Linked DNA regions of Homo sapiens: region 1 is linked to region 2. Evidence: read pairs that join two places in POLR2A ChIA-PET (ENCODE). Cell type or tissue: CD4-positive, alpha-beta T cell. All regions are shown on one strand. Each heading gives the region's core, and the rest is flanking DNA. Links, peaks and the distances in the headings are about the cores only.

The links. Peaks named below come from ENCODE experiments on the same cell type or tissue, not always from the same donor. Only the 100,000 strongest peaks of a DNase experiment are listed, where the experiment ranks them.
Region 1: POLR2A ChIA-PET joins it to region 2 with 8 read pairs; 34 of 35 experiments call an interaction of 5 or more read pairs at or near these places.

What each region holds. Positions count from the first base shown.
Region 1 is chr6:42,883,133-42,887,521 of GRCh38, reverse strand. RPL7L1 (ribosomal protein L7 like 1) reads right to left here. Exons shown (of 6, transcript NM_001366481.3): 3 at 3,908-4,071; 4 at 2,772-2,909; 5 at 1,439-1,548; 6 at 1-1,266. The coding sequence ends at 1,058. Among named protein-coding and RNA genes, the nearest start is that of PEX39, 5.5 kb to the left of the region's middle. In CD4-positive, alpha-beta T cell, for the core only: no CTCF peak of the experiment used is centred there; no DNase peak of the experiment used is centred there.
Region 2 is chr6:42,768,978-42,773,366 of GRCh38, reverse strand. It overlaps a transcript of BICRAL not described here. Among named protein-coding and RNA genes, the nearest start is that of BICRAL, 11 kb to the left of the region's middle. RefSeq lists an enhancer at 1,869-2,068 and a silencer at 2,539-2,588. In CD4-positive, alpha-beta T cell, for the core only: no CTCF peak of the experiment used is centred there; DNase peaks (open chromatin) are centred at 1,396, 2,086 and 3,308; H3K4me3 peaks cover 1,622 bases; H3K27ac peaks cover 3,167 bases.

The sequences.
Region 1 (4,389 bases), core at 183-4,182, 110 kb before region 2:
AACTTCCACCTCCCAGGTTCAAGCGATTCTCCTGCCTCAGCCTCCTGAGTAGCTGGGATTACAGGCACGTGCCACCATGCCCGGCTAATTTTTGTATTTTTAGTAGAGATGGCATTTCTCCATGTTGGTCAGGCTGGTCTCGAACTCCCAACCTCAGGTGATCTGCCCACCTCAGCCTCCCTAAGTGTTGGGATTACAGGCATGAGCCACCACGACCGGCCAGCTACTGTCTTTTCTTTGACCCTTTCCAGTTTCTGAAGATAAAGCAGGAAATAATCTTCTCTGAAGATACTTGATAAAAATTTCCAAAACAAAACACATGCTTCCACTTCACTGATAAAAAATTTACCGCAGTTTGGCACCTAAGAGTATGACAACAGCAATAAAAAGTAATTTCAAAGAGTTAAGATTTCTTCAGCAAAATAGATGATTCACATCTTCAAGTCCTTTTTGAAATCAGTTATTAATATTATTCTTTCCTCATTTCCATCTGAATGACTGCAGCAATAGTTTTTTTTTTTTTTTTTCCGAGATGGAGTCTCGCTCTGTCGCCCAGCTGGAGTGCACTGGTGCAATCTTGGCTCACTGCAATCTCTGCCTCCTGGGTTCAAGCGATTTTCCTGCCTTAGCCTCTCGAGTAGCTGGGACTACAGGCACGCGCCACCACACCCAGCTCATTTTTGTATTTTTAGTAGAGACAGGGTTTCACCATGTTGGCCAGGATGGTCTCAATCTCCTGACCTCATGGTCTGCCCGCCTTGGCCTCCCAAAGTGCTGGGATTACAGGCGTGAGCCACCGCGCCCGGCCAGCAATACAGTTTTTAGTTACTCGACATCTTTAAGCCTATAACTCTTAGGCTATGCATAGCCCCATGTCCTAATCAGGCATTCACTGATCCCAGCAGGTCTCCATCTATTTGTACCAGCCTCCTCTATTCCTCCCAATCTCAAGGTTACTCTTAAATACTAGTAAATGCAAAAAGAACTTGTAAAGTGGCAAGGCATGGCCTATCAAAAGTCAGCCCAAGGGCAGTTTTCAGCCCTGCCTCACCTGGGTCTAGTTCAGCTGACGGATGAGCTGATTGATGCGTTCACCCCGATAGCCAGGTGTGCCCATCTCCTTGAGGAAGCCCACTCTATTTTTGGTAGCATGACGGGCCACTGAGAGGTGGAAAGGGCACAAGAACCATGAGATCTCCTGGAAATGCTTCCCTGGGAAGGCAATTTCATGAATGAGGTCTTCCAAGCAAATGACGCCAAACTTCCCTAAGAAACACAAAAGCACAGATTCCTTTATTTAACATGTATCCAGCATATACTAAGCTGGCCACTCTGGCAGACTCTTGGGGCCCCAAGAAGAATACAACCTGAATCTCACATCAAAGCTTCAAAGACCCTGGCTTTCTGCCCCAGCTGATCCCTAAGCTGTAGCACTCACCCAGGTGCTCCTCAATCACTGTATTGTCTGTCAGAGGGATGGTCTTATTCTTGACCTTGGCTTGTCCACGTTTCAAAATGAGTTCTCGGACAGACTTCAGATTTGGAAATCTATGTAGGAAAATAAAGCACGGTTTTCACCAGCACCTGGCACACTACATACCAGTCCTGCAGCCTGGCTGAGAGGTTGGAGAGGTTCTCCCACACACTCACTTCTCCCAACGAGCAAGTGTTCTGCAATCACATTCCAGCTGAAATGCTTGGAAATACTCCTGATAAAGAACTGAAGTGACCCCACTTACATAATTAGAAATTTAAATTTATGGATGTAAATGTTCACCAGGGAAAATATTGCCAACAAAAACAAAACAGAAACCATGTCCTAGCTTACCTTAGGGGCTACGACTCTGGCCTTAGGTGACCCTCTACTCAAGATGGTGCAAGAGTTGGAAATAAAATCCAAGTTTTTGTTGGGTTTCAATGTTTGAGGAATACTACTCTTTTTTTTTTTTTGAGACGGAGTCTTGCTCAGTCTCCCAGGCTGGAGTGCAGTGGCACGATCTCGACTCACTGCAAGCTCCGCCTCCCAGGTTCATGCCATTCTCCTGCCTCAGCCTCCCAAGTAGCTGGGACTACAGGTGCCAGGCTAATTTTTTTTGTATTTTTAGTAGAGACGGGGTTTCACCATGTTAGCCAGGATGGTCTCGATCTCCCGACCTCGTGATCCACCGTGTCTGGCCTTTTTTTTTTTTTTTGAGACAGAGTGGATTGCAGTGGCACAATCTCAGCTCACTGCAACCTCTGCCTCATGGATTCAAGCGATTCTCCTGCCTCAGCCTCCCAAGTAGCTGGGAATACAGGCACACATCACCATGCCTGGCTAATTTTTTTTGTATTTTAGTAGAGACAGGGGTTTCACCATGTTGGCCAGGATGGTCTCAATCTCCTGACCCTGTGATCCACTCCTGACCGTGTGATCCACCCGCCTCGGCCTCCCAAAGTGTTGGGATTACAGGCATGAGCCAGTGTGTCCGGCCAGGAATACTACTCTTACACATGCACTGCCTTTAGCTCTGCTTTAAGACTTTCAAGAACCAAGCTTTCCTTGACCCAGCCTTAGCCTATGACTGAACCAGCCCTACTATGGTATTGTTCAGACCCCTCCCTACCCTGTGTCCCATGGTTATTACAGCTACCCACTGATTTCAGGTTGACTGTGGTCACAGCAAAATGTCCCTTCTACAGCAACATGAGCCCTGGAAAGCAATACCCGGTGCACCCTGACACACTCAAATAGAAATCTAATGTGAATTCACATGGAAAACCTTACTTACCCCCAGGTCACATAAGGTTCCACTATACGCAGCATTTTTAGATTCTGGGGGGTGACTTTTACAAAGACACCACTAAAAATTTTCTTTAGGCGAAGTCTTGCAATGGTTCTCTGCACCAGTAAACTCACGCCGTCAATCCTGAAATGAACAGCAACAGAAGTCAGACAGACTCCCTCCAGTTTATGTCAGTCCAGCAAGCACAACATGCGAGGTCACTACACTGGGTAATCTGGAATAAGACACAGAGACTATGCCTTAAAGAGCTCAGTTTAGTGGGAGGCGGTTATGAAAACAGATCCTTTTCATAATGTGGAGCAGTGCCTGGAATGCTATGGAAATTGAACTTGTGTGTGTTTCAGGGGTAGGCGGAGTGGTGGTATGTAGGTCTACACATGTCCAGCTAAGGAAGCTGGATGTGCTTCTATGGGCAGTAAAAGCTACTGAAGATTTTAAGCAGAAGAGACCAGACCAGATTTCTTTCTGACAATCACCAAGGGCAGTGTATGGGACAGATCACAGTATGACACTAGAGGCAAGGAAATCCAGGAGGAAGGTTAATACAATAGTTCAGGAAAAATATGAGCAGTGGTAGAGGGCTACAAAGGACAGAGCTCATAAACATGCAAAATCCACAGGTTTCTGGTTTGGGTGATTGGGTAGGGGAAACAGCAAGAAGTAGAGTTGTACATGGGGTGGGCAGGGGGTTGGGAAAGTTCCACTAAATGAGGAAAAATGTCTCCCCTTCACTGAATATGCTTCATCCACTCAGCCTTGTTTCAGTTCCTAGAATGATGCCTTGCTTTCCCTACCTCAGGACTTCAGCACGTATGCCTGAAAAATCTCCCAACACTGGTGAACGCCTTTCACATCTTTCAGGTCTCAGGTTGAAGTTCCTGCTTTAGAGAGGGTGTCCTCAACCCCTCTCCCTAGTGAGCACTTTACCCTCATAGCACTTATTTTCAAGCCTATCTGTCTAAGGTCTTCCAAATATTGCAGACTAAATTGTGCTCAACCCTGACATCCTAGCACAATTTGCCTGAGTGGCTTGGGGCATATTATCTCCCTAGAAAGGGGTCTAAAGCTTAAGCAACACTTTGCCCCAGCCTCATGCAATTAGAAAGACACCAGTTCCTTACCTTTCGATGCGTACAACAAAGGCCAAGGAATGTTTATCTGGCAATTCCAAGGCATGAGGTTTCACTTCTAGTCGTCTGAGACGCACCTTGTCACGTTTCTGCCGCCAGGAATCATGTAGGAATGATTCCAGTCGCTTAAACCTGAGCCCTTTTCCTTTCTTCTGCTACAGAGAAGACAGACCATCATCATCATCTTGTGCCTCCATACATTTTTACTTTTAGAACAGTAATTCATAAGTGACAACTGATATAGCTTATTTCCCCGTGTTCCACAATGCGAAGCAAAGCAACATTCTCTATTTTCATATAAAGGAAAAATGAGAAACCAAAGTAAAGGTGGAGTTGAGGAAACTTGGGAATTATTGGGAAAAATAACGAACAAAAAATTAGTTTACATATTAATCAGTGTTTACTAACAAGTTTCCTTAAACTCCACGCCAGCATTTGCCTGCAGGTGTTAAATATTTGCTAAATGAAGACAT
Region 2 (4,389 bases), core at 96-4,095:
GTGGCTCACGACTGTAATCCCAGCACTTTGGGAGGCTGAGGTGGGTGGATCACCTGAGGTCAGGAGTTCAAGACCACCCTGGCCAAAATGGCGAAACCTTGTCTCTACAAAAATACAAAAATTAGCTGGGCATGATGGCGGGTGCCTGTAATCCCAGCTACTCAGGAGGCTGAGGCGGAAGAATCCCTTGAACCCAGGAGGCAGAAGTTGCAGTGAGCCGAGATCGTGCCATTGCACTCCAGCCCGGGCGACAGAGCAAGACTCCGTCTCAAAAAAAAAAAAAAATTGCTCCACTCCCCATCTCCCCTTCTTCTGTGAAGAAGGGTACTTAGGCACCTGGACCTCATTGGGTTATTGGGTAATCATTCTCCTGCTATTCCCCCATGCTATACATGTTAAATATTAAATAAATTGTTATGTCTTTTCTCCTCTTAATCTGTCTACTGCCAGTTCATTTTCAGCAAACTTTCACAGGGCGGAGGTGAAGCTTTCCCTTGGTCCCTACAAAACTCACTTCCAAAATCTCCCTCGAATACCATCCTCCCTCAATGGTAATTCTTTGCCAATTACCATCACCTGAATTCAGGTCCGCCTATTGCTTGGCCTCCCATTGATCTCCTATCCAAATTGCTACAAAGATCATCTTTCTAGATTCTAGAGCTGGTTGTGTCACACCTTCATCAGCACCTCACTGCCTCACTGCCCAGGGATGTTTATTGCAAGTACAGATTCCCAAACCCAAATCCATAACCAGAGAATGGGAATTTCTAGGGCAAGCTGAGAAGTGGTATATGTACTTTCAAGTGGCTCGGTAATTGGCTCCACCTGCCTCCCCAGGCACATCTCGAGCCAGTCCTCTCCTAGTACCCTGTGGTCCCTTTACAGAGAATACCCTGCCCCTGAACAAACAGATCCAGATTTGGACATATCCTTTCCCATCTGCCTGGAATTCCCTTTTCCTGTGGCACAAGTCCACCATTCTTCAAGGCCCAGCTCCAATGCCACCTCCTCTGGGAAGCCTTCTCCCGTCGCCTAACTCAGTGGCTTTCAAACATCTTTGCTTGAGACTCAATCCCAAGAAACACATTTCACATTGTAATTCAGTAGATATATAATTGAAACAAAGGTTTTTGAAAAAAAAATATCTAAACCTACTATGGAGGATGCATCTTGATGTATTTCATTCTATATTGTCTTTATTTTTTCAAATGCTGTTAGGCACTTGGTAAAGGACTTCATGATTCACTAATGGAGGTGACCCCATTTGAAAAACATTGCTTAAAATGAGTGAGTCCCTTCTCTATGCACTCTATACACGCCTCTATTACCCACTGATCACTTTACAATAATGATTTGTTTACAGTCTGCCTTCATCCTCCTCCTCCCCTCCCCAGACAGGCACATACCACAACCAAATCAGCATATCTTGTGACAGTTCCACAGCTGCTGACAAATGCAGAAATGCGAATATTGGAGAATAAATACTTTAATTGCTTTTGCTCGTGTCTAATTTTTTTTTCTTTTCTGATTACAATTCACAGCATAGTCTATTGAAGACTATGCTATTGGAGACTCAGCCTCCCAAGAGGCTGAGCCTGGGAATTATACTAGCTTCAACCCTTCAGTTAACAGCAATTTTTAAAAACAGCCATTGTATCTCAGTACAATTTAACCAAGGTGTTAATTATTCTCTCCCTCAAAAACAAAAACCACATACACGAAAAACCATCAGAAAATATTTTGTCGGGTTGCTAGCCAAGAGAGTGCAAATGTGGGCAAACAAATCTCTTACTTAGATACTTGCAAGCAAATAGTCAAAAACCTCAAAACCCTCCTTCCCTACCACTTCAGACAGGACCCCCCCACCACCCCCCGCCACCCCCACAGGGGTGGGGATGCAGATATAGAGGCCTTTCTATCTGCGCAGCCTGAAGCTCAATTTCTCACTAGGCGGTCCCTAACAACACAAACAAATGAGAAAAGTAGAAAAAACAAAAAGAAACCAGAGCAGCTAAAAAGCATCACGTAATGAAGCCGGGCCGCAAGTTCCGGTGCGAATTGTACCTGTGACGGATGCACGGGCGCAGCGGCGGCCCGCAGGGGGAGGGGTCCTCTTTCTGCAGCACGTGGCGCCAACGACAGGAAACCTGCCTGCAACACCCGCCAACCCTGTACACCGCTCATTTGCAGCATCGTCATTTGTGTGATGCTAATTTGCTCCATGTCCTTGTAAACGTTCTTACAGAGATAAATGAAAATCTACTGCAGGCTTGGGGTGGCCCTGGGCAGGCTAGGAGAGAAGGAGGGACCCAGCAGTCCCCAGGTGTCAGTGAAAAGCTCTGGGAGTCGGAGGACAGAGTAGGCAATCCTGTTCAGAGAGGGGAGGGCCGGGTGCGGTGGCTCACGCCTGTAATCCCAGCACTTTGTAAGGCCGAGGCAGGCGGATCACTTGAGGTCAGGAGTTCGTGGCCAACGTGGTGAAACCCCGTCTCTACTAAAAATACAAAAATTAGCGGGGCGTGGTGGCGGGCACCTGGAATCCCAGCTACACGGTAGGCTGAGGCAGGAGAATCACTTGAACTCGGGAGGTGGAGGCTACAGTGAGTGGAAATTGCGCCACTGCACTCCAGACCGAAAAAAACAAAAACACTGACCGGGTGGGGTGGCTCATGCCTGTAAACCCAGCACTTTGGGAGGCCGAGGCGGGTGGATCACCTGAGGTCAGGAGTTCGAGACCAGCCTGGCCAACATGGTGAAACCCCGTCTGTACTAAAAATACAAAAAATTAGCTGGGTATGGTGGCAGGTGCCTGTAATCCCAGCTACTCTGGAGGCTGAGGGAGAAGAATCGCTTGAACCTGGGAGGTGGAGGTTGCAGTGAGCTGAGATTGCGCCACTGCACTCCAGTCTGGGCAATATGAGCAAGGCTCCGTCTCAAAAAAAAAAAAAAAAAAATAATAATAATAATAAAATTAGCCGGGCATGGTGGCACGTGCCTGTAATCCCAGCTACTCGGGAAGCTGAGGCATGAGGATCGCTTGAACCCGAGAGGCGAAGGTTGCAGTGAGCCGAGATCACGCCTCTGCACTCCAGCCTGGGTGACAGAGCAAGACCCTGTCTTAAAAAACAAAAGAAAACAAAAAACTAAGAGAGGGAAGAACAGGAGATACTTTAAAGCTGGGTTTTAAAGAATGACTAAGAGTTCTCCAAATCACATGGGGAAAGGCAGAAGAGAGCTCCTGGTAGAGGAACCTAAGAGAGTGTATTTGGCAAAGTCCTTAAATATAAATGAGGGGGACAGGCAGATGATGAGGGGCTTTGCAGATCATGGAAGGGTGTGGATGATCCGTAGGCCGCTGCTTTCCACACTGCAGGTCACAATGCAGTAGGCTGTGCAAGTCATGAGACTGTGACCAGCTTTTATAAAAAATGAAAGAACCTAGATCAGAAGATACCAGAATACATACAAGCAGTAAGGGTGTAAACTTGGGAAATCTGTTTCAGTTATAAATGTGTCTGTGTATGTATGTACTTGTTTGTAATATAAGTGTATTTCTTACTGTGGTGGTGATCTTTAAGTTTTTGAACAAAAAAAATTCTAGACAAACAGGACACAATAAGAGAATGCTATGAACAGATTTGAATTCCATGAGGATAAATGTGGTAGCAGTATGGAAGGTCGGTGGGCAGAGGTGAGGGCTCCGAGCACACATGGTATTGTGTTTGTGTGAGGCTTCTCCAGCCCAGACAGTGAGCTTGATGCTCTAGGACAGACTCTGTGTCATGTAGCTCCCAGTCCCGGCACTTGGCACACAGTAGGCACTAAAGGAATGTTTCTTGACCAGATATGGTAACTAACTTCCAAGATGGCCCCTAGCAAGCCTCACCTCCTGGTATTCTCACCTTTGTGCATCCTCCCTCCTACTGTGTACCAGGGTTGGTTTGGGTGACCAATAGGATAGGGCAGAAGCTTCCCATCTTGGGTGCTCTCTGGATCGCTCACTCTGGGAGAAGCTGGCTGCCATGTCATGAGGACACTCAGAGAGTCTATGGACAGACCCATGTGGTGAGGAACTGAAGTCTCCAGCCAATAGCTAATAGCTTAGGCATCCTGCTGGTAGCCAGACCGCCTCACGGGTGAGCTTGGAAACAGATCATCCCCAGCCTACCCTTCACAGTACTGCAGCCCCAGGGGCCAGCTTAACTATAAACTCATGAGAGACCCTGAGACAAAAACACTCAACTAAGCTCTTCTTGCATTCCTGACCCACAGAACTGTGACGTAATAAATGCTTGCTGTTTTAAGCTGCTACATTTTAGGGTGCCTTGTTATATAGTCATAGACAACCAATACACTGGGTTAACATGAAGTCCAGAAACGTTTAAAATA